Regions from separate parts of the Homo sapiens genome. Here all the other regions are linked to region 1. The links are chromatin loops, found by intact Hi-C in ENCODE. Cell type or tissue: GM12878. All regions are shown on one strand. Region 1 overlaps LY86-AS1 (LY86 antisense RNA 1). Region 2 overlaps FARS2 (phenylalanyl-tRNA synthetase 2, mitochondrial). Region 3 has its middle 64 kb from the start of MIR5683. Region 4 overlaps LY86-AS1 (LY86 antisense RNA 1). Region 5 overlaps LY86-AS1 (LY86 antisense RNA 1). Region 6 overlaps FARS2 (phenylalanyl-tRNA synthetase 2, mitochondrial). Region 7 overlaps F13A1 (coagulation factor XIII A chain).

Region 1 (4,000 bases):
CACCAGACTGGAGTGCAGTGGTGCGATCTCAGCTCACTGCAACCTCTGCCTCCTGGGTTCAAGTGAATCGCCTGCCTCAGCCTCTGGAGTAGCTGGGACTACAGGCGCATCCTACCACGCCCAGCTCATTTTTTGTATTTTTAATAGAGACGGTGTTTCATCATGTTGGCCAGGATGGTCTCGATCTCTTGACCTTGTGATCCATCCGCCTCGGCCTCCCAAAGTGCTGGAATTACAGGTGTGAGCCACCACGCCCAGCCAAAATTCTTAGAGAACTCCACATCATCATTTTTCACTGAGTCTCTCAAATTACGTAGCTGACTTGGCCTCTTGGGCTAATGTTGTAGTTTTCCTTCTTTCTAAAAATTGCCCTTTTGCCTTTTTATTGTACTTTCTGGAAGGCTTCACTAAATTTCTATTCTAACTCTTCTCTTGAAACTTTCATTGTTGCTATCATATTTTTTAATTTCTAATAGGATTTTTCCACCTCCTGAATATTCCTTTTCTTGTGGCATCCTTTTTTCATGTGTGCAATATTTTTTATTCATTCTTCTGAGAATGTTAATGATAGTTTCTTGAAGTTTCCTTTTGCTTCTATTTTGAGTTTTTTTTTCCTGCTTTGTTTGGGCTTCATATTTTATGTTAGAGATAAAAGCAGATGCATTTGGTTTGGAAAGACAAAGGATTTTTCCCTGTTGAAGTAACGTAGAATGAAAAAATAAGGTGATACAAACATTTTAAGGGCAAAAGAGGCAACATTGAGGAAACTCACATGAGGCCAACTTCAACTCTGTAAAGTAGAAGTTGTTTCTCAAATTGTGAGATACTGTAAGGGCAAGAGCTAAAAATTGGAAGGAAACATTTGGAATATCTGCAATGCAGGAATCAACAAATGCTGAAAACTGAGTTGCAGTGAGGGCTCATCTGAAGTCCCACAGCCTAAATTTGCAGCTGGTCCAATTGGCATAGTTTGGTGACATTCTCTAGTTAGTCTTGGCCAGATGGGGTAAAGACAGAAAAGCAACTGCAGGGTGCTGGGCAAGTCAAGGTAAGAGGCAAAGAGTAGAGAGACAGCTGAGGGGTCCGAGGTGCTGGAGCGCCCTGGCGGGAGGCCAGCCACAGGCTGCGGTAGTAAGGGAATAAAAGGACGTCTGAGGGACAGAGGGGCAACTCTGGTGAGGATCAGTGTCCCGGGAATTTTTCAGGCAGTGTGGAGTCTGCTTTCAGTCCTGAAGGAATGCATGAGCTGGTGGAGGCCATGACAGCATAGGAATGTAAAACAGTTCCACATCCTCTTGGAATCAAGAGGCATGCATTCACATCCTGTCTTGGTGGGACCTGGTAAAGTCAGGTAGTCAGGCTGGGAGTCAAAGAGATTGGATTTTTTATGTCCTATGTCTCCCTAGCTTCAAATCCACCCTCTCTAGAATAGATTGCAAAAAGGGGAATTTCCATTACAGCATATAGCATTCGTCCTATGAAGAAACCCCCTCGCTCAGTGACTTACACGAAAAACTGGGGTATAAAACACCCATAACATCTGGCCTGCTGCAGAGCTGGCTTCAGGAACAATTGTGGACCATTACATCACTCTCTCCGGTCTGCAGGCATTGGCGGGTACATGCGGATCATAACCACCAGATGGCGCTGTTGGCCTAAGCTCGAGCACAGTCCACAGCCTGGAGGTCCTGGGAAAGCCTGACCTGAATCTAAAACTTCTCTAAACTCCCTAATTTGATTCAAAAGCAAAACAGTAGAATACTTCTGCACATCCCAGCGAGGTCAGAGTATAGCATCTGCGTGGCCCGTAGGCAAGTCATCGGTGGTTATTTAAAGCCCGAGTTTAAGAAAATGACTTCACAATGCAGAGAAACTGGGGAGCCGGCGCTGGTCCCTCAGTCCCCGACATGGAACGCTCCTGCACCCGCAGCGGAGTGGCTGGCAGCGCCGCATGGAGGTGGCGAGCTCCAGGTCTCACGCAGCGTCTGTCTGTGCAGTGCCCAGATGGCAGGGGCTGTAGAGGCCTCTAGAAACCTGCGGCTCGGCTGCATTTCTCCAACCTGCCATCCGCCCTCACCACCCCAGCTCCAGGCCGCCGCACTTGCTGGCTCTGGCCACCGCCAAAGCCCTAGGGACGGTGCACTCTGGCTGCGCGGTGGCCGCGGGAGCCGGTGGCAAGGGACTAGGTCCTAGGGGGAGAGACTTATTTAGTCTCGCAGGGCCGGCCTCTTTGCATACTCTAGGGGCCCCGGGAGCTCAGCGTGTGCTTCCCACGGTTGTTTTCGAGAATAATGTGGCTTTCAGCCAGGCCAAGCCCCTCGCGGCTGGGCGGTGCGTGAGTTCCCAGGTGCGCGCTTCAGGATCGGAGGCGCCCGCCGGAGCAGGGCGTGCTGGATTCCAACAGTACGTGCTAAGCACAAAGGCCTGAGCCCGAGTGCCGGGGCCTCCATCTCGGTGGACTCCAGTCTCGTGGCCCACTTCCCACGTGCGCCCGGCTCAGGCGCGCGGCTCTCCCGGCGGGCGGGTGCACGGCCTCCCCTCCGCGGCTGCGGCTGCGGTTGCGGTGGCTTCACTGCGGCTGGTTCCTGCCAGGTCATCTGCTTTGCGCCCATCTAGGCCGCGGACAGGCGGAGGCTGATTAATTTTTCATGGCGATTCACCCGGCTGTTCATCCGAAGGCAGCTTCTGGGGCGGGAGCTGTTAAGGACCCGACTGTGCCAGGGGCTGCTCTTCCTCCGGCCGCACTAATTACTGACCTGGGAGGGAGACTCGGGTTTTTCTCCCCAGTGAGCTGTTTTTTTGCCTTTTGGCGTCTTTTGATTTCCCAAGCAAAGCTGGGGGCTGGGAATTCAAGGATGAGGGCCAGGAAAGGCTGAGGGAGGAAGGGCGCCTGTTCAGTTTAATCTTATTTGTGGAAAGCCCCCCCACCCCCAGCTCAGCCTGGAGAAGGAGCTTGGGGATGGTCACATCCTTGTCCCAGGAGCTCGCGGGCTCCTGGGGAGATGGGACTCGCAGAGTGGGGGTGAAAGAGTTGATTGACAGTGTGGGAATGTATGTACCAAGGGCCAGTGTAGTGGGACCCAGTGTAGAGGAGTCGGGGCTCCAAGAACGAGCCAGTGGAGTGAGCGAGGAAAGGTAGTGAAGGAAAATGAAACGAACCGCCGGGTGCGGTGGCTCACGCCTGTAATCCCAACACTTTGGGAGGCTGAGGCGGGTGGATCATTTGAGCTCAGGAGCTGGAGACCAGCCTGGCCAAGGTGGTGAGACCTCATCTCTACTAAAAATACAAGAAGTAGCCGGGCGTGGTTTTGGAGTGGGGGAGGACACTGGGCTCCCAGGGGAACCTGGTGTGAATGTTCCAGGTGTGCTCCTTAACCACCCACACACAGGTGGGCCATATTTCTGGGACTGGTGTTTTAAAGTTTCCCCTTCCCTCCTCCATTACATAAAAATTTGAAAATTTACAGATATGTATAGAGAAATCGCTATGCAGAGGAAAACACTGGGATTTTTGTGTGTGTGTGTGGAGGGAGGGGAGTTCTATCCAGGTGTTTTCCATGTGGATAATTTTTACCTAATTGTATGTTATACATGTACGGCGTACGTAGTGTTATGTTAAACATTGTGTGTTTAGGCATTTAGAAAATATGATTTTTCATTATGAAACTAGTAGATGTTCTTCTCAATTTTTGGAAAATAAGGAAATATATGAAAACAAAAATTAAATATTACCCGGATTCTAAATACATAATAATCCTTTTGGTATGTTTCCTTAAACTATTTTTTTCCTGTGGGTGTTTAATTTAGTTGAGACCATATGCTATTTGCTAATTTCTAAACATGGTCAGTATAGAAACATCGTTAGATAGAAGGCTAAATGAGAGAGGTTTCTTCTTTTTTTTTTTTTGAGACAGTCTCACTCTGTCACCCAGGCTGGAGTGCAATGGTGCGATCTGGGCTCACTGCAACCTCTGCCCCTCCGCCTCCTGGGTTCAAGCAA
Region 2 (4,000 bases), 1.1 Mb after region 1:
ATGCGTGAGTTACAAAGCATGAGGTTTTGCTTGTGCTGATTCGTGTCACAACCTCCTTGGCATTATTTAAATGTAGTGTTTGGTATGCAAATATAGATAACACCAAAAGTAACATCTAAACGAGAACAAAACAAGAACAATACAAACTGGTTAAAAATAATTCCACGTATGAACATATCTATGGACTGCAAACATTACCCTTTTAGGCCATGAATATATATTTGCAGATACTTCATCCAAATATTAACACACTTTTTCTTTATGCACAAAATTTTGTGTGTGACATATACTGAATGTGTGCTCTCTGTATTTAACAAAGTTGCGGGGGTGTGTATTCTTATTTCTTCCACCCAAATAAACAAGCAGACTGACATCACAAGGCTTCTTTTTACTTAGGCAGAATATTGAGCAAACAAATATTTATTCTGGGTTACTCAGCTGTGATACATAAGGGGATTCATGACATGCTATGTCTGGTGCCTGCTAAGCTCTTACGAGATAATTGCACCTTGGACCACCTAGGACATCACATTAAATGGAGAGACCTGATTTTAAAATTTAAAAAACACAGAATGGGCAGAATTTAATCAGTCATGCTTCTATAAAATTAAGGAAGATATAAATAAATGGGCAACAGAAAGGTGCAATAAAACCAGGATTAATCAAACCGTGATTAATTCAGGATCAGATTAAAACCAATAGTGCCAGCTGTATCTGATCCATTCTGCAGCATTATTCTCTCCTGCTCCTTTTTGTTTTCCCATTTTTCCTCCTTCTCATTCCCCTTTGCTCTCACCCCTAGGGCACCCTCCTTGGTGGATAAACCTGCAGGAGAGTTAATTGTCACATACATGGATTTAATCACATTGTCCATCACATTTGGGGGCCCTGCCTTCAGCGATCCATGACTAATTGTTGTGGTAATTTTTCAATCATTAACAGCAGCGCATATGCTGCAGACAAATCCCAGCGTGCCTGCTAAACCCCAGTGACATGCGGCCCACAGGCTCCAGAAGCACCACTACACCAGCCCCCAGCCCCAATCCTATTAGTCATGCGTCGTCATTAATATACATCTATTCCAGGGATATGTCAGGCAGCAATGAGGTCGGAGGGGGCTGAGCATGCTTTATAACACAGCCTTGTTTTCAATCTATTCTTTGAAAAAGGAAGAGGAAGAGGAGGAGAAAAGGAAATTAAAACTCCATGTGGGATAAGGAGCTGGGGGACTATTCTGAATTCCACTTGTTTCTCATTCATTTTCAGGCAGGCTCCTGAGCTGTGGCAAATGCCCTTTCTTTGGGTTTCAGCAGTATTAGCGATCTCCATGGCAACCACCAGTACGCATCTGCTGCACCACACTGCAGCTTCCCTGGGCTCAATTCTCAAGTCGCCCTGGTGTCAGACGGGGCGCACCATGTGCACTGGTGGGACAAGACCCTGCCTTGGGGAATCATCCAGCTGATTGAAGCCCAGCTCTAATCACCACATAATATGAGCCAACAAGATCATACAGAATATGATCTGCCTACACTAGGCAATAGGATTCCAGGACTGCTATTTATTTTTCATTTTCCTTTTCTTAAGGGCCTTTGTTGGTTAAAAGCAAAGAGCCACTAGAATAGCTATCTAACAAAAGGGATTAATTTTAAAATAGGTGGTACAGTGTTGCTGGTAACATTTACTTCAAGCAAAAATCTCATATGTCCTTCATTAAAGGAATTATTCAAGAGGAAATTAAAAGTCCTGGAGTTTCCCTTTGGTTCTTCGTAAATGAAGGGCTAGTTGGGATATTAGCCAGAGCAAGAAAAGGTAAGAGAAGGATTCCTGGGTTTTTGCTGAAATTCTGACTCTTGCTATGGAGTCTCAGGAAATTCCCTCTTATACCCAGTTTCCCCAAGATTAAAATAAGATCTACTTATTTTAGGCGCTTAGCACCGGATCACTAACAAGGCCTCGGCAAGACTTAATTAATACGTGCAATTCATTTTTAGCTCCTCAAATGAAAGACGTTTGGTGCAGGCTCCACTATTATGAAATGAGGGGCCGAGCGCCCTCTACTGCTGCTTCTGGGTCAGTCTCTCAGTGGCTGAAACCCCTCAGTGGGGTTCACTTATTGTTAACATGTAACTCTCACACTCTAGCTTAGAAAGCCTTTTCTGATCAGTAAGAGCAGGAAGAAAGGAACACAGGAAGAGGAAGAGAACCAGATAATAGACTGGCTGTTATAAATAGAATATACCTGTACCAAGACTATTCAAAGGTACTTGAGGTTAATACAGCAAAGGGAGAAAGGTCTGCGAAAATTCAGAGTGCTCAATTTTGTATCATGAACACATATTAAAAAGATAAAAAAATTGAGTCTCTTTACTTTCCACTCACCTTCTTCCAGGACAATGATACTTATAGGATCTCATTGATTTGTCTATTTTCTAGAAAAGTTAGATGAAAAAGAAAGCCTTGTTTTTCTTGGAATTTTTAATAAACACAGGACTTAGATTCCAACTTTGTTTTTCAGTTTAGTAGCAACAAACCCAGTCCCATGCGCTATACAGAACTACACAAACTATACGGAACAAATCCACTTTGAGCCTTACATATAGTTACTAGTTATTCTAATAAAAAATTACAGAGGAGAAAATAAAATGATCTGAATATTACTCTTATTCTTTTTTCCATTATGTAATGATGATACTTAACATGTATACATCTGGAAATACGAGTTTGGTGTAGAGCTGAAATTGGGTAGTGTATAGTCATCCCTCAATATCTGCAGGGGACTGGTTCCAGGACACCCTGCAAATACCAAAACCTGAAGATGCTCAAGTCCCTCATATAAAATGGCATAGTATTTGCATATAATCTATGCGCATTCTCTTGTACACTTTAAATCATCTCTACGTCTACTTATAAAACATAATACCATGTAAATGCTATGTAAATAGTTGCTATACTGTATTGTTTTTTACTTGCATTTTTTTTCCTGAATATTTTTGATCCACACTTGGTTGAGTCTGCGGATGCAGAACCTGCAGGTATGGAGGGCCAACTGTATTAAAGAAATTCTGCTTCTTTATCAAAAATTAACTCCTTTTGGAATGGTGTTGTGAACAATAATATTAATAATAAAATAGATAATAATGAAGTCTACTACTCATTGAAGTTTTATTGTGTCAGAAACTATTCTAAGTGCTCTGCATCCATCACTTTTTAATTTTTACAACTCTTCAAGGTCAGTACCAGTATTATTCCTATTTTTGAGATGAGAAGAATGAGACTCAGAGAGGTAAGTATCTTGTGTAAGGGCACACAAATGACAAATGACAAAACTAGAATTCAGATGCAGAACCTCAAAATCCTAAACCCACAAAGTAAGCCATTAAACTATATTGAAAAACACTGATTAGAAATCTAGCTCCCTTAAAGGAAAAAGAAAAGTTGTAAAAGCTCTGTTCATTCTTATATATTTCCTACTCCAAATCCAAACCTTATCTTTTTAGAAGCAATGACCGCATATTTTTCCATCGCCTTTAATTTTTTCATGAGACATTATCCATTGACACTTGAAGCGAGTCATCCTGACTGACAGAAACCCAGTTCCTTTAAGAGATGCCGAGGGCAGTGTACAGAACATTCTACACAACTAAATTCCAGAGCCTGGCAGAGGGTCTGAGACTTGCTGGGGTGGCAACTAACAGCTAAGTACTGGATCATGACATGCTGCAGTGGGAGAAGGAGTTTTCTCAGCTCTCTGCAGCTGTTTAGAGAGAAAATCAAGAAGGTATCCAGCGGAGGGATTAGCTACTGTCACCCGCTGAAGGACACACAGCAGGGATATGAAGTGTGGGGCGGGGCTCCGCACAATGGGAGACAGGCCGGTTCTGCTGTGAGGTAGTGAGAACCGAGTGGGGTCAAGGCAGTGCAGCAACGCACAGGACAGGAACCTCGGTGGACCAAGCAAGTGGTGAGTGATGATAGCTGCATGAGGGAAAACAGCAGG
Region 3 (4,000 bases), 440 kb after region 1:
TAGGTCTAGGCAAAAAGCAACCAAAGCAAAAATGGACAAGTGGGATTACGTCAAGTTAAAAAGCTTCAGCACAGCAAAAGATACAATTAACAAAGTGAAGAGACAACTCACAGAATGGGAGAAAATATTTGCAAACTACCCATACGACAATGGAATAATAACCAGAATATATAAGGAGCTCAAACGACTCTATAGGACAAATTGAATAATCCAATCAAAAGATGAACTAAAAATTTGAATAGACGTTGCTCAAAAGGAGACAGACAAATGACAAACAGGCATACGGAAAGGTGCTCTTATCATTGATCATCAGGGAAATTCAAACCAAACTACAATGAGATATCATCTCACCTGAGTTAAAAGAGCTTATATCCAAAAGATAGGAAAAAACAAATGCTGGTGAGAATGTGGAGAAGAGAAAACTCTTGTACACTGGTGGGAATATAAATTAGTACAACCCTCATGGAGCACGGTTTGGAGTTTCCCCAAAAAACTAAAAACTGAGCTACTGATCCAGCAATCCTACTGCTGGGTATATATCCAAAAGAAAGGAAATCAGTATATCAAAGATATATCTGCACTTCTATATTTGTTGCAGCACTATTTACAATACATAAGGTTTGGAAACAATCTAAGTGTACACAACACATGAATGGTTAAAGAAAATGCGGTACTTATACGCAATGGAGTCCTAGTCAGCCATAAAAAAGGATAAGATTCTGTCAAATGCAACAACATGGAAGAAACTGGAGGTCATTATGTTAAGTGAAATAAGCCAGGCACAGAAAGACAAACATTGCATGTTTTCTCTTATTTCTGGGTCCCAAAAATCAAAACAACTGAACTCAGGGACATAGAGAGTAGAATAATGGTTACCAGAAGGTGGAAAGGATAGTAGGAGAGTGGGGAGAAAGTGAGGATTGTTAATGGATACCAAAAAAATAGAAAGAATGAATAAGACCTAGTATTTAATAGCGCAACAGGGTGACTATAGTCTATAATAATTTAATCTTACATTGTAAAATAACTAAAAGAGTATGAATGGACTTTTTGTATCAAAAAATGCTGAGGAAATGGATACCTCATTTTACATGATGTGATTATTATGCATTGCTTGCCTGTACAAAACATCTCATGTACCACAAAATTATATACACCTAGTATGTACTCACAAAAATTAAAACAAAAAAATTTTAAATAGTCTTAAATTATCTAAACTTCAACCTTACTAAGCTGTAAAAAAGACTACATCTAAAGTACGAAGAGGAAGGAAACAATAAAGATCAGAAACTAAATTAAGAGGCAGTGGCCAAGATGGCTGACTAGAAGCCCCTAGTGTGTGCCACTTTCACAGAGAGAAATAGAAGGGGCAAGTAAATACAGCACCTTTAAATTAAACACTCAGGTACATGCATTGCATTTGGGCTTCATCAAGAAAACAACTTAACCCATGGAGAAAGGAGTAAAGCAAGGCAGAACAATTGCCCAACTGGGAGTAACACAGAGCTAGGGGAGACTCCCCACCCCAGAGCAACAGTCCCAGTCCTCACTTCTCCAACCTGGGACTCCAGCACAACCACCCTGCCCCCTACTGACCACTTCAATCAGAGGCAGCCCAACAGTTAAAGGAACACTTACAAACAGAGATGAGAAAGAATCAATATAACTCTAGCAACTCAAATGGCCACACTGTCTTATGTATCTAAATGACTGCACTAGTTCTACAACAAGGTTTCTTAACCAGGCTGAGTTGGCTGAAATGAAAGAAATAGAATTTAGAATATGGACAGGGACAAAGATTATCAAGATTTAGGAGAATGGGAAAACCCAATCTAAGGAAACCAAGAATCACAATAAAATTATATGGGAGCTAACAGACAAAATGGCCAGTATACAAAATAACCTAATTGATCTAATAGAGCTGAAAAACAAACTACAAGGATTTTACAAAGCAATTGCAAGTATGAACAGGAGAGTAGATTAAACTTAGGAAAAATTCTCAGAAATTGAAGACTGGCTTTCTGAAATAGTCAGAAAAACAGCAAAGAAGATTTAAAAGGAATGAACAAAACTTCCAAGAAGTATGCAATTATATGAAGAAGCCAAATCTTTGAATCATTGCCATCCCTGAAAGGGACAGGGAGAAAGTAAACAACTTGGAAAACATATCTCAGGATATCATCCATGAAAACTTCTCCAGCATCAGTAGAGAGGCCAATAGTCAAATTCAGGAAACCCCTGCAAGATTCTACACAAGAAGGCCACCCTCAAGATACATAATACTCAGATTTTCCAAAGCTGAAATGGAAGAAAGAATGTTAAAGCCAGCTAGAGAGAAAGGTCAAGTTCCCAACAAAGGAAACCCCATCAGGTTAATGTTGGACCTCTCAGCAGAAACCCTACAAGCCAGAAGAGATTGGGGGCCTATATTCAACAATCTTAAAGAAAAAAATCTTCAACCAAGAATTTCATATCTAGCCAAACTGAACTTCTTCAGAGAAGTAGAAATAAGAAATTTTTCAGATAAGCAAATGCTGAGAGAGTTAATTACAACAACACCTGCCATACAAGAGATCTCAAAAGGGGCACTAAATGTAGAAAGACTTACAAGCCAATGCAAAAACACACTTAAGTACACAGGTCAGTGTAAAGCAACCACACAAACAAGCCAGCATAGTAACCAGCTAACAACACAATGACAGGAAAAAATCCACACATATCAATACTAACCTTGAATGTAAGTGGGCTAAATGCCCCATTTAAAAGGCACAGAGTAGGCCAGTCACGGTGGCTGACGCCCGTAATCCCAGCACTTTGGGAGGCTGAGGTGGGTGGATCACTTGAGATCAGGAGTTTGAGACCAGCCTGGCCAACATGATGAAACCCCTTCTATACTAAAAATATAAAAATTAGCTGGATGTGTTTGTACACGCCTGTAATCGCAGCTACTCGGGAGGCTGAGTCAGGAAAATCACTTAATCCTGGAAAGCAGAGGTTGCAGTGAGCCGAGATCGCACCACTACACTCCAGCCTGCGTGACAGACCAAGACTCCGTCTCAAAAAATAAATAAATAAAAGGCACAGAGTAGCAAGCTGTATAAATAAGCAAGACCCAATGGTATGCTGTCTTTAAGAGACAAATCTCACACACAATGACACCGATAGGTTCAAAATAAAGGAATGGAGGTACCAAGCAAATGGAAATCAGAAACAAAAGCAGGGGTTGCTGCCTAATTTCAGACAAAACAAACTTTAAATCAACAAAAATCAAAAACGACAAAAAAGGGCATTACATAATGATAAAAGGTTCAATGCAACAAGAAGAGCTAACTATCCTAAATATATACACAACCAACACGGAAGCATCCAGATTCATAAAACAAGTTCTTAGATACTTACAAAAAGACTTAGACTCCCACACAATAATAGTGGAAGACTTCAACATTCCATTGACAGTACTAGATAGACCACTGAGGTGGAAAATTAACAAAGTTGTTCAGCACCTGAACTCAACATTGAACCAAATGGATCTGATAGGCCTCCACAGAATTCTCCACTCAAATACAAAAGAATATATACATTCTTCTTATTGCTGCATGGCACATACTCTAAAATCAACCACATAATCGGATATAAAACAATCCTTAGCAAACGCAAAATAACTGAAATCATATAAAACACACTCTCAGGCCACAGCACAATAGAAATAGAAATTAAGACTAAAAAAAGTTGCTCAAAACCATGCAATTACATGAAAATTAAAGAACCTCCTTCTGAATGACTTTTGGTTAAATAATGAAATTAAGGTAGGAATCAAAAAGTTTTTTGCAACTAATAAGAACAAAGATACAGTATACCAGAATCTCTGGGATACAGCTAAAGCAGTGGTAAGGAGGAAAATTTGTAGCACTAAATGCCCACATCAAAAAGTTAGAAAGATTTCAAATTAACAACCTAACATCACAACTAGAAAAATTAAAGAAGCAAGAGCAATCCAACT
Region 4 (4,000 bases), 140 kb after region 1:
CCTGGTTCTTGCCCTCAGGAGCAGTGTGGAGACATCCGCTTATGGAGGAATCACACAAATGAATGCAAAACCACATCTGAAATGCCCAGTGCAAAGGGGAGGGGCCAGGTGCTATGAGAACTTGCAATACAGGAGCTGACCCAGTGAGGGAGGTCCCAGGTCCCTTCTCTCCGAGAAGGTGATGACGAAATGTAGTTCTCACCTGAAATAAAGTAGCAGGGAACCGTGGTGGGCAGGGCTGCGGAGCAGAGGAGGGGATTTGTGCTAAAGGAAACAGCAGCAGTGCTGGGGAGGCATGAAAGGGTCCAGGATCGGGAAAAGCGTGTGAGTGCTCATGATATGCCAACAAATAGGAGCAACAAAACAATGGGAATGATTAACATAGAATCTGGGATCAGAGGTGTTGGTGGTGGTGAGGAATGATGTGGGGGGTGCAATCTGAGAGGGGAACACAGGGGCTTCAGCCATATTGTAAAAATTGTTGTTTTAAGCAGGGGAGTGTAGTAGGCAGTTAATTTTAATACTCTTTATATGTTTTGTCTATCCAAAATATTTAATATATTTTTTAAAAAACGCCAGCAAGTCTGAAGAGAAAAGGAGAGTGAGTAGCAGAGAAATGAAGCTGGAGGGCTAGAATAGATATCAATTAGAATATACAGTCTTGCATCACTCAATGACAGGGATATGTTCTGAGAAATCCATTATTAGGTGATTTCATTATTGTGCGAACATCACAGAGTGCCTTCACACACGCCTAGATGGTATAGCCTACTACACACCTAGGGCATATGGTAGAGCCTATTGCTCCTCAGCTACAAACTTTTACAGGAGGTTACTGTACTGAATACTGTAGGCAATTGTAACACAATTATAAGTATTTGTATCTCTAAACATATCTAAACATAGAAAACGTACAATGAAAATATGGTATTATAATCTTATGGGACCACTGTCATGTATGTAGCCTGTCACTGCTTGCAATACCATGGAGTAGCACATGACTGTATATAGTCCTGCTTAACTCAATTAAAATAGTGTGATGGCTGTTTTCACTTAGAGTTGGAGAGGCACAATTATTGCTTATGTAATACTTTTAACGAAGAGCTTTTAACATGTATCTATTCTATCAAAGAGCGGTCGTGGTGTTATCCTGTTGTTGAGCATAGACTGTCAGTCCCTGATCTGCATGGTGTGTGGGACAATAAAAACAGCTCTGCTACCCTGCAAAACCATGTTCATAATCATTACGATTGCTTTGTGGTTTTTCAATTTTTTTCCATAATATGAAAAACGCTCTTACTATGGGTATAAATATACAGAAAACCGAAAAATATAGTAAAACTAATATTTATTTAGTGCAGTCTAATTTAAGTCATTAGAAACATGGAGCATTCAGGAGTTTTATTTTTTGTAAAAAACTTACCAAGAGTAGTTTGAAGAGTGCTTGCCTTCTTTTTGTCATAAACCTTACTCTATGGAGCAAACATAGTTTCTATGCCTTGGCAGAATGTCACACTCCTTTCTAAGTTTGGATCAGCTTCCAACATTTTATCCTTTGAACTTTCAATGCCATGAAACATCTTTCAATTCCTTCAATATGATTTTTTTTTTTTTGCTGATGTGTCTTTCTCTCAGACATCTTACCTTAACTTTCAATCTTTTCCTTGTTGCTGCCTTCCTAATTCTTGTGTATAAATTCACCTTCCTTAAGTTCCTCTGGCTGCCTATCTAGAGTCTTTCCAATAGACACAAGGTTCACATCTCCACAGTCAGCTGTTTTTCCTATAACTCCATTTACTTTCAATGTGAATTTCACTTTCACCATTATCATTTTTGTTTTTTACTAGACTGTCATGTTTATTAACTAATTCCCTCTTTTGAGTATTCATTTTTATAAAACGTCATGTATGTTTACCACTGGGAGCCAAGGAGGCAACACAACCACAGCTTTTCTGTCTGTGCATCAACTGATAACAGATGCACAGTGACCAGTCACTGGGGGAATGTGAAGGAAGTGATGTAGTTGGTCTCTGATCATGATGTACATCTGTTATTGCGTGGTGATCTGTGGATTGAAGAGCTAACAGTGAAGTTTGTACTTCATGCATTTACTCAGAGTTAGTGTACTGTGGTAACGGAAATTGGAACTATGTTGTTGGGGGGAACTGGTGGTAACTGTGGTAACTGAAATTCATGCATGAGAGAACTTTGCAAAGTGTAGACAGCTTGTATCTACACATGAGCCAGAAAGAATCATTCAGTTTGGAGAGAGCAGAGCAGAACAGAGCAAAGCTCTGAGGAAATGAAATGCAGGACAGTTTAGGTGAGAAGGAGGGAAAAACTGGAACGTCAGGTTCCCAATAGTGAAATGCAACACAGGAAACAGTACCAGCTTCATGTTTGGAGAACTTAGAAAGTGGAGGATGGGAGGCAGAGATAAACAGATGCCTGTTGAAGGAAGAAGACTCTCAAGGGAAAAGCAGAGGATAACCAAGACCAGATGCTCTTGCTTTAATGTTTTGCTAGGTTGGCCAAGCGACTATCAATGCTTACATGGAGAATATCTGATTCATTTTGTGTTTCTCTCTCTTTTTACCCCCTGCCCCCTGACACATGATGAATGTTTTCTCTTATGATGCAAAAGAAGAAAGTATTATAAGAAGCTTAGCATCTTCAAACAAGTGTGTTTGAATGCCCGCTGTTAGGTATTTGTGCATATTTCCACATGAAGTTTATATGTGGCACTTGCCCACTGCAACGAAAGCTTGCCAAACAGAGTCATTCCTACAATGCTGCCAAGAGCTTGGGATTCACTGCAGGAGAGTGATGGCAAGTATCTGGATGAGAGTCAGTGAAGAGGTTTGGAAGATGTTAGAGAGAATTGAGAGACCATATGAAGTACTTTGTCCTGCCAATGCAATGAGTTCTAAAGTAATCCTCTCTTTAGGTTGATGGGGAACTTTGGCTTTGTCATTTTTTTTTTCTTTTTTGACATTGTAGACCAGTCAAGATCTTTCAGCAGCTCCTCTCACTTTGGAAAGAGCTTTGCCTGGAGGCCTCTTTTGTATGTTTCTCCAACTGTTCACAACAAATGATGACACAATGTTTTAGGAACAGAGAGAAAACAGTGTATGAGAAATCAGAATGGAGCCAAAGCCAGCAACCTAAGTGTATTCAGGACATAGGAAAATAAGCGCTGGGATACAGGTGAAAGATCCTGGCCTTTGAAACATGCTGTCTTCAGCATTTCTTGGAAATGGCTGTTGTTTAGATACAAAGTCACCATAATATTTTGGCATGAAGAAAGTCTCTGCAGATCTCATGTTAGTATCCTTTATGGGGTAGCTGATTAATTTGGAGAAATGTCATCTAGTTTGGGTGAGGTACAAAACATGATTTGTAATTTTCTTATTTTGGCTCCTCAAATCTGCAGCCTAATTGTGCAATAAACTCAATAAAATTGGATATGTTTTTAGTCTTGAAAATAAAACAGATTCAGCTCTCACTTCATTCCTGAGCAGGCCTTGGGAATAAACTGAACCATTTTCAGAGTTTTGAGAATGGAACTTCTTTTCATGAACCCCAAAGCCTTTGAAGTAATTTTAGAATTTTTAACTTAGGATATTTCTGCTACTCTGAGGTTCCAGTGAATTTATTTTTAGTTTTAAGAAAAGTAAAATTAAGTCATGAAATTTGAGTCCATTTATAAACAGAATAAAAAATCACCCCCCTTAATGTGGGGATTGTACCTTTCAGTTCTCACTTGGAGGCTTTTCTCCTCTATTCATGTATTTATGGCAGTAAGATTGAGCCCTTTTGTTAAGAAAATATTCCCCACTATTTGAGAACTCTAAAATAGAACAAATCCTTAAAGCAAACAGAAAAGAAGATCTTGACCATATTATCTTTGGTTTTTGTTGGTGACTTTATAGTGATTTTAATTTAGAGTTGGCTTCTGAAAAACATGACTTAAATTCCACTATGGTGAAAGAAATGACAG
Region 5 (4,000 bases), 52 kb after region 1:
GTCACTAGTGCGGATACTGTAACAATCGTGTCTCATCTCAGGGCATGCTACATTTGATTTCAAAATTTTCAATATTTTCTATTTCTGATTTCAGGTGTGGTGCCACATTTACATGATGAGATAAATAGAAGATTACTTTACAGAATTATTTTAGAATGTTTCACATGGTTTTCAATAACTAAGGAACACCGTGATATCATCATTAGTGTTTGCTACATCAAGTGAAGGCATAGGCAGTAACACACATGCCTCGTCCAAAAAGAAATCAAAAGGGCTATTATTCTTCATGGGCCCATTTAATTTCCACTTTAACTTCTCCCAAAGACAACAATCAGCAATTTTATCACCTACTGGAGAAAGGTATTCCAGGGCCTCAGGGCTCATCAAAATGAATGTGTTTTCTATAACATCTAGTAGTTATTGACTCCTATACGCTAAGACATGTCGATAAACACAGGCCACCATTTTCTCTGTGCTATTTTAACTACTACCATTTTTGCATTTCAGCACAAGAGCTGCTCTTAGTCAGAAAATGCCAGATGGTACTGAGGAATCAGACTCATACTATTCCAGAGCAATGTCATCTGCAGAAGAGAGCCAGTAGCTAATTGACAGAGGTGCCCTTGTTGTTTTTATGGAAGTCAAGATGTCCTACTTCTATCACTAGACCTGTCCTTCTATAATTGGCTTGGGTCTCAAGCTCTCTTTGGAACTTTATTCTAGGTAGGATCTTGCCTCTTCAATTCTGTCTTCCGATATAACTCTACAGTTCCTTCTTCTTCTTCAAATGGTTTTTCTTTACTTCTCTAGCTTTGAGAAATCCATCCTTCTCTTCCTCAAAGTTATTTTAGTTTTTCTTTTCTTCACCAATCTTTGGGTAACTATTGTTTGTTATTAGAAATATCTTTTTAAAAAATGTATCTATTTTCTATCTTTACAGCCAACTGATATTTCCAGACAGCTAAATATTTTGCTTCTTTCTCTCCACTTTGGAGCTTCCATGGTGGTTTTCCCTTAGTGGGTGTCTAATTAATAGTTGTTGGTGAAGAGATTGCTGTCCTGAGACTTGCTGTATCCTGATCAGATCAGAAGAACAGTCCTATAGGGCATGATAAAATCAGGAATTAAATAGTGAAGTTTAGCCCAAACCAAGACACCATACGGTATCTTGGAGTAGATTTCCCCAGAAAATTGTTAGTTACTCAATAATTCACAGTTACAGAATGAGTCACAGAAGATATGGCCAGGAAATTCTTTTTTACATGTCATTCCAAAGTTAGCTTGTGAGTGCGGCCCAAGTCCAGTGATTTCCAATTATCTGTCTTTGGATGGATTTGCTATCACAGAGTCATGTATGAAATATTTGATTTCTGCATCCACCTTTCCAGGTCGGAATATCATAGCAATATGTGGAAATTTAGCAAAACAGAGGTAATTCTTTTTAAATTTTTTTTTATTTTTTAGAAATGTACTGGGGCAACTGTAACAGAAGTGATTCTGATAATCGTTTGAGAATGATTGTTCTAGGATAGTAGTTTTCAAAGTGTGGTTCCCAGACCGGTGCATCAATATCACCTGAGAGCTTGTTAGAAATGTAAAGTCTAGGGCCTAAAACGACTAACCAGAAACTCAGGGGTGGCCCAGCAGGTGTTCTCTGCTCCAGATGATTCTGAAACATGTGAGAATCACTGTTCTAGGGACATCTTATCATTATAAGAATCTATTATTTGTAGGGAAACTTTTTGGATAAAAATTTGTCTGATTGTTTACAAATATGTGACACTGCCAACAATTTGCGATCTTCTCATTTAACAGATTTTTTACTAAGTGTTCCTATATGCCAGATATTATGCTAGGAAATAGCATAATAGGAATAGAATGATTTATGGAAATGAAGAGACAAGTAAGTCTCAATATTCTGCCTTAAGGAGGCCTTAGACTCAAATGGGATATGCCATGTGAACAAATATGATTCGGTGCTATAAAATGTATGTATAAAAGGTTAATTCTGTTATGACAGATGTGGTCCAAGGAAGACTTTTGGGTTCTGCCCCAGTTCTGAACCCTGAGAATTACATGTAGAAGTTAGATAGGTGTTGAAATACCCACTTAAGACTTTAAACGACTTAAGCAAGTTTGAAGAATGAAACTTGGAACTTCTGGCCTTTGCAGTCCTCCTGTCCATGTGAAGACCTGCGGTTTACTGCAAGAGAGTAACTGAGTCTGCAGAGTGAATATTCACCTAGCCAGAGGTGTGACTACAGCCGGCCTCCCCATGGCAAGTGCAAAACAGCCCAGAAGAAGGAGGTCCCATGAAACCATGAGCTCTAGCATGGCTGTCCACCGGAGCAAGGGGGCGCCCTAATGCTGTATATTCTTGCCTTGTACCTCAGGAGCACTGAGTTAGGGGAGAAAGAGGTATTCCCTCCTGGGAATGACGTCTAAGTCCTTCCTCTTTAAGGAAAACACGTGGAACTAAGTAGTTAAGTGCCCTCTACCAAAAGCCAGGAGTTTGTAGGCAGATGAGCAGAAGGAGGGAGCATTTCATGTGGAGGGAAGGGCACAAGCAAAGATCCTGGGGCCTCAAATAACAAGGAAAATTTATAGAAGGTTGGTGTGGGGTTTGGTTGTTTAATTTTTCAGTTTTTATCTTCAGTTAGGGTCAGCAGACTAAATTACTTTAAACATTAGAAAAGGAATTTCACTGATTTTAAAACAGAAAAATGGGGCCGGACGCAGTGGCTCATGCCTGTAATCCCAGTACTTTGGGAGGCCGAGGCAGGTGGATCATTTGACATCAGGAGTTTGAGACCAGCCTGGCCAACATACTGAAACCACCCTGTCTCTACTAAAAATACAAAAAATAGCTGGGCGGGAGTGGCATGCGCCTGTAACCCCAACTACTCAGGAGGATGAGGCAGGAGACTTGCTTGAACCTGGCAGGCGGAAGTTGTGGTGAGCCGAGATCACACCACTGCACTCCATTCTGGGTGACAGAGTGAGATCTTGTCTCAAAAAAAAAAAAAAAAAAAAAAACCAACCAAACAAAAATAAACAAAAAACAAAAACAGAGAAAAAATTGAAAAGATATACTTGACCAGTAATTAGAGACTATAATAAAAGAAAATGAAATCATATTATAGGGTTTTATATTTACTTTATTTACATTTTATATTATTTACTTATAGCTGTACATTATTTATATTTATATCTTTTATTAAGAACTGGAAAAATATGGAAATGCATTCTCTACAATGTTAACAATGAGTACTTTGAAATGTGAATCTGTTGTTAGTATTATTATTATAATTTCAGAGAGAGGGTCTTGCTGGTTGCCCAGGCTGGAGTACAGTGGCACTACCATAGCGCACTGTAGCCTTGAACTCCTGGGTTCAAGCTATCCTCCTGCTTCAGCCTCTAAGTAGTTTGGACTATAGGCGAAATTATCGACAGCTTGAATCTTCTTTGCTTTGTGATTTTCCTTGTTTTTTCAGTTTTGGGAAGTGGCCATGTATTGCTTATACAATTAGGAAAAAAATGACAGTAGATCTTATTTATGAGGCAGAGCTGCACACTTGTCCAATGAATGGCCATGGATGATCTGTTCATTTTGCCTGTCTTAGTCATCAGTCTGGATGATGATACAAACACAAATGGCTGTGGCCATCATTAGTCGTCGTGAAATGGATGTAGCAGTTATGATTTGAGGAGGTTCATTTGCTGAATATACAGCCAATCTCAGCCTTTATTACCACTTTATCTTTTTTTGTAAATTTGTTTTTTTAATTAAAGAAATAGATTCAATTTGAAAATTGAGTTCTAAACAAAGTAGTTTTATCAACTATTTCTAAACATTCTATTGACTATTTTGGAATTGTTAAAAACAACATATTTCCTTTTTAAAGGTTCTTTGGCAAGAAAGTGGTTTAAATTCTTTATTTATTCTCCTTTTATGGATCGATTTACTTTTATATAGTTCATGAAAACAATCTAAATGTTT
Region 6 (4,000 bases), 1.1 Mb after region 1:
AATGCATAGAGCACGCCCTCAGTCCTTTTCTTACTCCTACCAAAGATTCCTGCATGTGGCCCACATTCATATAAGAAGTCTTACTGATACACACTTGGAGAATATTCAGTGTTGTGCTACTGAAAGCAATGCTGTGACTAAATACCCTGTTGAGTTGAAGAGTAAATGCTTTTATGATTTTAATAAATATTGCCAAAACGCCCTCGATAGGTGTTGTATAATATTTTGCACTAACATTAGCTCAATACTTTCCACAGGCGCCAAGGCCATAGAACTAACTGGTGGAAGAATACAATGAGAGTGTAGGTCCCAGACAAAGATCCAGGGCTTTGCTGATAAAAGAACACCAGCTCGACCCTCTTACGCAGCTCCCACTTAGATAAAGCAACAGTTGAGTACCCACAGACACGATTCCCAGGGCTGCCTTCCTTGCCCTTGCTGTTTACATCTCGTCTCTCCCCTAAGAGAAGAAAAGAGTGTCTTCTGGACTCAGTAAATGTGGCTGGCAGTCATAAGGAAGAGGAGGCACTTTTAAGGCCTGAAGCATCCATGTGGGAATACAAATACTGATTCTGTTTCCAAAGCCCACCTCACACGCAGCATGAAGTCATTCATGACCTACACTTCATCCCTATCTAGGGCCTTACAAACCTGGCAATGCCACCACTGTGACTCTTTAAGAGCGCCATATATATCCTATGCGTCCACACAACCATGTACCCTGGAGTCCAGCGCTGCAGAGTGCCAAGTGGAATAAAACCATTCCTACTACAAAGTTAATGGTAAATACCACCTCTTCCCTCTCACAGAGGGTAATAAAATCCTCCAGTGTGGGACCTCCCAAGCATACAGAAGATATTAACACTATTTCAGCCACAATGACTCCTGCTAAGACAAACACAAAGCAATAGGGGAAAAATAAAAGGCAGGCGATTTCCTCCACCATTGGCAATGGTATAACTGGTCCCACAGCTATTATTCTTCTGCTTGGCAGAAAGACCAATGTGTGCAAGTGCAGTTTCACACTGTTCCCCTGGGACTCCTCTACACAGGGATCCTTTTGACTAGTGCTTGGATCGTAAGATGATATGATCGTTTCTCTACCTCACAATGAAATGAGAAATGGAGTATGGCACAATTTAATGGGCCCCTCATTCTGAAATCTGGGTATGGGTTCAGAGGCACCAGGGTAAGTGATCACTCCCGTGCTCTCTATCAAGCAGCAGAGGGGACAGTCCAATAGCATCCCGGCCTCAGGCAGAGCCACAGCACAGCCCTTTGGTCCTCGATCCTCCTCGTCAACCTGTTCTCGAAGGAAACTATCTTCAGATCCCTGCAGGCTACACAGAGAGGCATTGTAAACAGAAGGCTCACACACCAGCCTCCACAAAGCTGGTCGGGTGGGGGACAGCCTGGATCTAAGAGCCAGCACAGATCTAGAAGCAAATCCCAGCTTTATCACTTGCAGCTGAGTGACCTCAGGCCAGTTACTTAACCTCGCACTGCTTCAATTTTGTCAAAAATAAGAATATCTCACAGAGTTTCTGTGACAATTCAGCATGGGGAAGTGTGTAAAAAGCCTAACACAGTACCTAGCAGCTCATTAACACTCAGTGGGTATTTTTTTTCATTGAATGTCATGAAATTCAGCTCATAATCTGAAACATCTCACTTTTTAATAAAATATGAAAAAATAAGCATGTCTAAATTGTGTTCCTGGGTAACTGACATTTACTGTTCATTTACTATATGCTGGGCACTGTGCTAAACACGTCCCATGCCTGCTCTCACTTCATGCTTACGCTGATGTGAGGCTGGCATATACACTGAACAATCGTTACTCTCATTCCCACTTTGCAGATGAGGGAAATGTGACTGCAACAGCTCACGTATCTAATCTCAGTTTACAGTAGAGAGTAAATGCCAGGATCAGAACCAGGTGTGTGGGACAGCACAGCCCCATGCTGCCCTCCACTGGAGCAGACAGTGCAACACCACATTAACTCAGCTTCCAACACAAAGCACACTCATGAGACCAAGAAGGCACGGTCTGTGTCCTTGTTCTCCTAACACACAACAGTGACATTTATGATTTAAAAAAAAAAGAGAGAGAGAGAGAGAGAACCAAACAGGCATAGTCTAAGTTGAAAGATAAAAGGTGATATGGTTTGGCTGTGTCCCCACCCAAATCTCATCTTGAATTCCCACGCATTGTGGAAGGGGCCCAGTGGGAGGTAACTGAATCATGGGGGCAGGTTTTCCCATGCTGTTCTCGTGATAGTGAATAAGTCTCATGAGATCTGACGGGTTTAAAAACAGGAGTTTCCCTGCACAAGCTCTCTTCTCTTGTCTGCCACCATGTCAGATGGGCCTTTCACCTTCTGCCATGATTGTGAGGCCTCCCCAGCCATATGAAACTGTGAGTCCATTAAGCCTATTTTTCCTCCCAGTCTCAGGTATGTTTTTATCACCAGTGTGAAAACAAACTAATACAGTAAATTGGTGCCAGCAGAGTGGGGCGCTGCTGAAAAGACATCCAAAAATGTGGAAGTGACTTTGAAACTGGGTAACAGGAAGAGGTTAGAATAGTTTGAAGAGCTCAGAAGAAAACAGAAAAATGTGGGAAAGTTTGAAATTCCCTAGAGACTTGTTGAATGGCTTTGACCAAAAGCTGATAGTGATATGGACAATGAAGTCCAGGCTGAGATGGTCTCAGATGGAGATGAGGAACTTGTTCGGAAATGGAGCAAAGTAACTTTTGTTATGTTTTAGCAAAGAGACTGGCAGCATTTTGCCTCTGTTTTAGAGATTTGTGGAACTTTGAACTTGAGAGACATGATTTAGAGTATCTGGCAGAAGAAATATCTAAGCAGCAAAGCATTCAAGAGGTGACTTGGGTGCTGTTAAAGGCATTTGGCTTTATAAGGAAAGCAGAGCATAAAAGTTTGGAAAATCTGTAGGCTGACAATGCGATAGAAAAGAAAATCCCATTTTCTGAGGAGAAATTCAAACTGGCTGCAGAAATTGGCATAAGTAACAAGAAGGTGAAAGTTAATCCCCAAGACAATGGGGAAAATGTCTCTGGGACATGTCAGAGGTCTTTGTGGCAGCCCTTCTCATCACAGGCCTGGAGGCCTACAAGGAAAAAGTGGTTTCATGAGCCAGGCCCAGGGTCCCCATGCTGTGTGCAGCCTAGGGACTTGGTGCCCTGTGTCCCAGTTGTTATGTGGCTGAAAGGGGTCAATGTAGAGCTCGGGCTGTGGCTTCGGAGGGTGCAGGCCTCAAACCTTAGCAGCTTCCATGTGGTGTGGAGCCTGTGAGTACACAGAAGTCAAGAATTGAGGTTTGGGAACCTCCACCTAGATTTCACAAGATGCATGGAAATGCCTGGATGCCCAGGCAGAAGTTTGCTGTAGGGGTGGAGTTCTCATGGAGAACCTCTGCTAGGGCAGTGCAGAAGGGAAATTTTGGGTAGGAGCCCCCACACAGAATCCCTGCTGGGGCACCACTTAGTGGAGCTGTGAGAAGGACGCCGTCCTCCAGACCCCTCCAGACCCCAGAATGGGTCTGGGGTCCACAACCAAGAAGAACCAGGAGCCTGCCTCCTGCAGGATGGCACACTGTGGGCTTGCGGCAGGAGGGAGGCAAAAAGCTTCAAGTCAGAGTCTGGGATGGGATAAGCTCCATGACGGTGCCAGAAGGAAGTCAACAGCTTGCACCAGGCACCTAGAAAAGCCGCAGACACTCAACACCAGCCTATGGAAGCAGCTTGGAAGGAGGCTGTACCCTGCAAAGCCACAGGGGCAGAGCTGCCCAAAACCATGGGAACATACCTCTTGCATCAGCAGGACCTGTATGTGAGACATGGCGTTGAAGGAGATCATTCTGGAGCTTTAAGATTTTACTGCCCCACTGGATTTCACACTTGCATGGGGCCTGGTAGCTCCTTTGTTTTGGCCAATTTCTCCCATTTGGAAAGGCTGTATTTACCCAATGCCAG
Region 7 (4,000 bases), 320 kb after region 1:
ATTGGAATACCGGAGCTCTGAGAATCCAGTCCGGTATGGCCAATGCTGGGTTTTTGCTGGTGTCTTTAACACATGTAAGTATCCAACTGAGTAATTTCTTTTTAATATAAAGGAAACTTCACTCTAAGACATTTTTTCTATAACCTAACAAAGAGACATAGCAGCCCCTGTTGACACTATAGAATTTATGGGTGAGCCATTCTGGGATGTAGTCAATGCATAATTAAATTGTAGTGGGCCAAATATGCTCATAGTTTCTCTTTGACTGCAGAATCTTTATAGAAAGAATGATAGACTATATCCTGTGTAATCCATCACTTAACACCCGAAGAAATAGAGGGTTACAGTAAAAATATAGAGAAAAAAGCCATTTTCTTTTCAGCCACCACATTTTAAAAAAACTAAAACAGTTAAAACTAAAATAATAAATAACAAAAGATATATATTGCTTATTTATCATTGAGAAGTTGTATAAATATGCGTATTTATTTATTATTGAGAATTTTATAAATATATACACTTAATTTTTATCCCAGTTATGGAAGGTATTATAGCAGGTGGTCTCATATTCATTTTTCCACATTTCTCAATGCCCCTGAGCAATTAGAGATCAGAACATAATGAACAATCTTTCCCTCTCCAGTTTCCCCTCTGGTTTTTAATCCACCCAACATCCAATCTGTAGAGGAAAGCATATGAGAACAGAATTATTCTCTTCAGTGTCATGCATCATTTTTCAGAGGCATTTGCCTCTCTAGACCCAGACGATATTACAATTAATTCAGTGAATATTTTTAAAAATACATTTATTTCAGTATGTCTTCATCACTGGTAATGATTTTCATTCACAAGTCATTTCTACAGCCTTGGAGAAACATTAAGCTCAAGTTGGGGTGTCCTTTCTGCCTGCTCATTAATAAAGAATTTTTACCTAGCTAACATTTTTTAAATCAAAAACAAAGGGAGGGGTTGGAGGCTGGAGGGAGGTCATTTAAAAAAATGATTACAAAACCTATTTGTTTTAGCTCAAAGTCTCAACAGTCTAAGACTTGGTGATCTAAATTTAAAAAAAAAAAGTCATGAGTTTTGTTTTGTTTTATTTTCCCATAGTATCAAACAGGATAAGATTATTTTCTTAGCCATTTAAATATAACCCAGGGAAGAAGGAATACATATTTCTTGGGAGCAATGAAAATCAAAAGTATAGTCCCCTAGAAGCACTGGTCTCTGAAGTTCCAGATAGAAGCCGGAACTTCATGGTAGGTTAAAGGTTGGAGGTCATCCCATCCCTCGAGGCTCCCAAACCAAGACAAGGTAAAAGATGCCCAACAGAGGCAACCACTCTTGTGAAATGATTTTAGAAGACAGAAAGGACCCAAGTTCTCCCCATGCCTACAATTTCACTATCCCAGTGTAATTCCTTCCGGCTCACAACAAGATAAAATAGTGAACACCTTACATCCGTTCGTGTCTTTGGCATAAAAAGGTTATCCAATCTATGCCTGAAAACAGGCTTTGGCGGTAAATCAAGAAAAGGCAGAAACACACAGTGGGGAAGTCACAACGAGAGTAAACCTGAAGATGGAAATTGGGGGAAGGAGGAACAGGTGCCCTAAAGTCAAGCCTCACTTTCTTGAAATTATGAGTAAGGCAGAGTCTTGACCAAGTCGTGTCTGGGATAATGTGAATTAGTGTTCAGCCAGAAACAGAATGAGAGTGGCAATCGTTTTATTGATAAGACCCTGGGTGAACAGGGCTGAAAATCAAGAAAGGAAAATGGGAACGGGAGGCCCGTGGCAGCTGCCACTGTTGTTTGGGGCATTAAGATCAAGTCCTTTAAGGAGGGGGACCCTTGAATCTCTACCAGACTCCAGTTTGGACTTCCAAGGTTGTTCTGTTGAAGGAGGTGGGTAGTCTTTGGTTAAAAATGCTAAACTATTCTGAAGGAGAAAATAAAAAGGCAAGCCAAGTCATTAATCTTAAAATTGTCAGCTGAATTATTTTCAATGAGCCCTGATGTCTGGTGTCCTGGGAGGCAGGGAGGGCATTTGGATTAAGTTTAATCAGTAGGTACATATGGCAAGAAAGGTATTCAGATAATTTGTTATCTATTAAAATGAACTAAAATGAATCTGTGGTGTCACCCACCAATGCATGTCACAGGAGCAAATTCTGGCCAAGACAGCAAATTCCACCAAGGACCTACTCTGTAAATTCCTAACTTCCTATTAGTGGGTTTTTAAAATTGTATTTTCGGGAACATAGTCCCATTCATGGGACTAAAATAATACTACGTTGATGATCAAACGCTTAGAAACGAAACAATTAGAACCCTGTTGGGATTCTACTCTAGTTGGCTTCACCTGACACCAGCTGCAATTCTGAAGGATCACACAGCAAGATTTCTCTCTACCGCCCCCATGGGGTTGAATGACCACCCTTTTCCAGCATGGAACATTTGAGAATAACATGTCCAAAGGGCTTTTCATGTTGGGTCAGGAAGAAAGTCCCCTACAAGAAGGGTTTTTTCACTCTGTGTTTATTAAATGCTGGTGATGTGTTTAGCTGTGGTCTGTCCTTTCCTGTAGTTTTACGATGCCTTGGAATACCAGCAAGAATTGTTACCAATTATTTCTCTGCCCATGATAATGATGCCAATTTGCAAATGGACATCTTCCTGGAAGAAGATGGGAACGTGAATTCCAAACTCACCAAGGATTCAGTGTGGTGAGTTTGATTGACAATGGCATTGGCTGATGTCACATTATAGTAATGTTACACATTTACCACAAGATAGACTCAATCTGATGTTTCTGTTCTATTTTGAGGACCATTCAACAGCACAGGCAGAAAACTCTGATTGTCAAAGAATGTTCTAGCAAATGATTAGAAATGTTACTGAAGAGACAGTTTGGGTTCCTAGTGATAAAAATCAATCATTCCTTATAATAGCAACCACCAAAAAAAGGTCATAGTTTTAGCTGCTGCATATGCCTATACTAGTTCCTCTCTACCTTGATATATTAATATTACAGTTAATAGCAGAAGTATTGGAGCCAAGCGTTCTCTGGGTCAGTGCCCTGGGACTAATAGAGCTAACATTTATTTAGTATTTACTATGCATCGGTCTTGGTGTATGCATGATCTTATCCAGTTCTTTTTAGTTGTATCAGGTGGATGTTATTAATATCGCCATTTACAAATGAGGAAACTGAGGCCCAAAAAGGCTTGCTCACGGTCATACATCTGTTGAGCTGGGAATAAACCCAAATGCTTCTGACCATTAACCACAACCTTTTAAATGACTTCAGCAGTATAGGTTTTCTTTTCGAATGTAAAGATGAGATTCTCCTTGATTATATTGTCACCTTTCATTGAGATATAGAAATGGGAGTAAAGCTGAAATTGTTCCCCAAAACCAGCTGTGGGGTTCTCTCACTGCCCTGAACAGCTTTGTTACAAGCTGGCTAGAGGGAACTTAAGATCCCAGGGAAATTCCATTTTTCCTTGAGACCCCCTAAGTCCAAATCAATACACTAAGAAGAAACGAAAAAAATCCTAAGAGTTTAAGTAGGAAGAATTTTTATCAAGGTCTGTGTGGGAGGAAATTGGGGCATAAGTTCCTCTGTGGTCAGGCATTGAGCTAGGTAGAACTTCTAAGCCAAAAATGAGTCTCATGCACAAATAATAAAGCTAAAACACTTTCTGTTATACAAGCATCCAAATGGGGATGGTAGGAAGTTACAAGTTCATTTTAAGCAAAACTAAAAGTTAGAAGTGCCTGAACTTCATGTTACAGGAATGGATCACAGTTGTAGCAGCAGTATTAACTCACCAGTAGGGGCACACATTCATTGGAGAATGTTGAAATGAAATTGCTGAATGAGTAGCAAAGTGCTACCATGAATTAAAAATAGTTCGGTTCATTGGAAGGGAATGAGCTGAGCCATAGTAAGCTGGAGGGCACGTGTAAGACAAAACCTTGTCTCTGTAAATTGAA

Evidence for each region. Hi-C counts contacts between places; a loop is a spot of excess contacts. Peaks named below come from ENCODE experiments on the same cell type or tissue, not always from the same donor. Only the 100,000 strongest peaks of a DNase experiment are listed, where the experiment ranks them.
Region 2: a loop joins it to region 1, with 7 times the contacts of the local background. A loop is called at or near these places in 40 of 110 quality-filtered maps.
Region 3: it touches region 1 in a loop (14-fold over the local background); 6 of 110 quality-filtered maps call a loop at or near these places.
Region 4: a loop joins it to region 1, with 8 times the contacts of the local background. A loop is called at or near these places in 3 of 110 quality-filtered maps.
Region 5: a loop joins it to region 1, with 5 times the contacts of the local background. A loop is called at or near these places in 6 of 110 quality-filtered maps.
Region 6: a loop joins it to region 1, with 8 times the contacts of the local background. A loop is called at or near these places in 11 of 110 quality-filtered maps.
Region 7: a loop joins it to region 1, with 4 times the contacts of the local background. A loop is called at or near these places in 11 of 110 quality-filtered maps.

What each region holds. Positions count from the first base shown.
Region 1 is chr6:6,544,880-6,548,879 of GRCh38, reverse strand. The region is part of intron 3 of LY86-AS1 (LY86 antisense RNA 1); the gene reads left to right. Among named protein-coding and RNA genes, the nearest start is that of LY86, 42 kb to the left of the region's middle. RefSeq lists enhancers at 1,548-1,597, 1,688-1,737, 1,818-1,877. In GM12878, a CTCF peak has its summit at 1,646 (motif pointing right); DNase peaks (open chromatin) are centred at 1,679 and 2,339; H3K4me3 peaks cover 1,439 bases; H3K27ac peaks cover 1,635 bases.
Region 2 is chr6:5,469,207-5,473,206 of GRCh38, reverse strand. All of the region lies in intron 4 of FARS2 (phenylalanyl-tRNA synthetase 2, mitochondrial), which reads right to left. Among named protein-coding and RNA genes, the nearest start is that of FARS2-AS1, 13 kb to the right of the region's middle. In GM12878, a CTCF peak has its summit at 2,056 (motif pointing left); a DNase peak (open chromatin) is centred at 2,046; H3K4me3 peaks cover 272 bases.
Region 3 is chr6:6,103,414-6,107,413 of GRCh38, reverse strand. No RefSeq gene overlaps it. Among named protein-coding and RNA genes, the nearest start is that of MIR5683, 64 kb to the left of the region's middle. In GM12878, a CTCF peak has its summit at 1,597 (motif pointing left); no DNase peak of the experiment used is centred here.
Region 4 is chr6:6,405,656-6,409,655 of GRCh38, reverse strand. All of the region lies in intron 4 of LY86-AS1 (LY86 antisense RNA 1), which reads left to right. Among named protein-coding and RNA genes, the nearest start is that of F13A1, 87 kb to the right of the region's middle. In GM12878, no CTCF peak of the experiment used is centred here; a DNase peak (open chromatin) is centred at 2,175; H3K4me3 peaks cover 627 bases; H3K27ac peaks cover 1,824 bases.
Region 5 is chr6:6,493,265-6,497,264 of GRCh38, reverse strand. The region is part of intron 3 of LY86-AS1 (LY86 antisense RNA 1); the gene reads left to right. Among named protein-coding and RNA genes, the nearest start is that of LY86, 93 kb to the left of the region's middle. In GM12878, a CTCF peak has its summit at 2,357; a DNase peak (open chromatin) is centred at 2,364.
Region 6 is chr6:5,420,484-5,424,483 of GRCh38, reverse strand. All of the region lies in intron 3 of FARS2 (phenylalanyl-tRNA synthetase 2, mitochondrial), which reads right to left. Among named protein-coding and RNA genes, the nearest start is that of FARS2-AS1, 36 kb to the left of the region's middle. In GM12878, a CTCF peak has its summit at 1,970 (motif pointing left); a DNase peak (open chromatin) is centred at 1,970.
Region 7 is chr6:6,220,760-6,224,759 of GRCh38, reverse strand. F13A1 (coagulation factor XIII A chain) reads left to right here. Exons shown (of 15, transcript NM_000129.4): 7 at 1-74; 8 at 2,589-2,727. Among named protein-coding and RNA genes, the nearest start is that of MIR7853, 53 kb to the right of the region's middle. In GM12878, CTCF peaks have their summits at 2,430 and 3,833; a DNase peak (open chromatin) is centred at 2,415.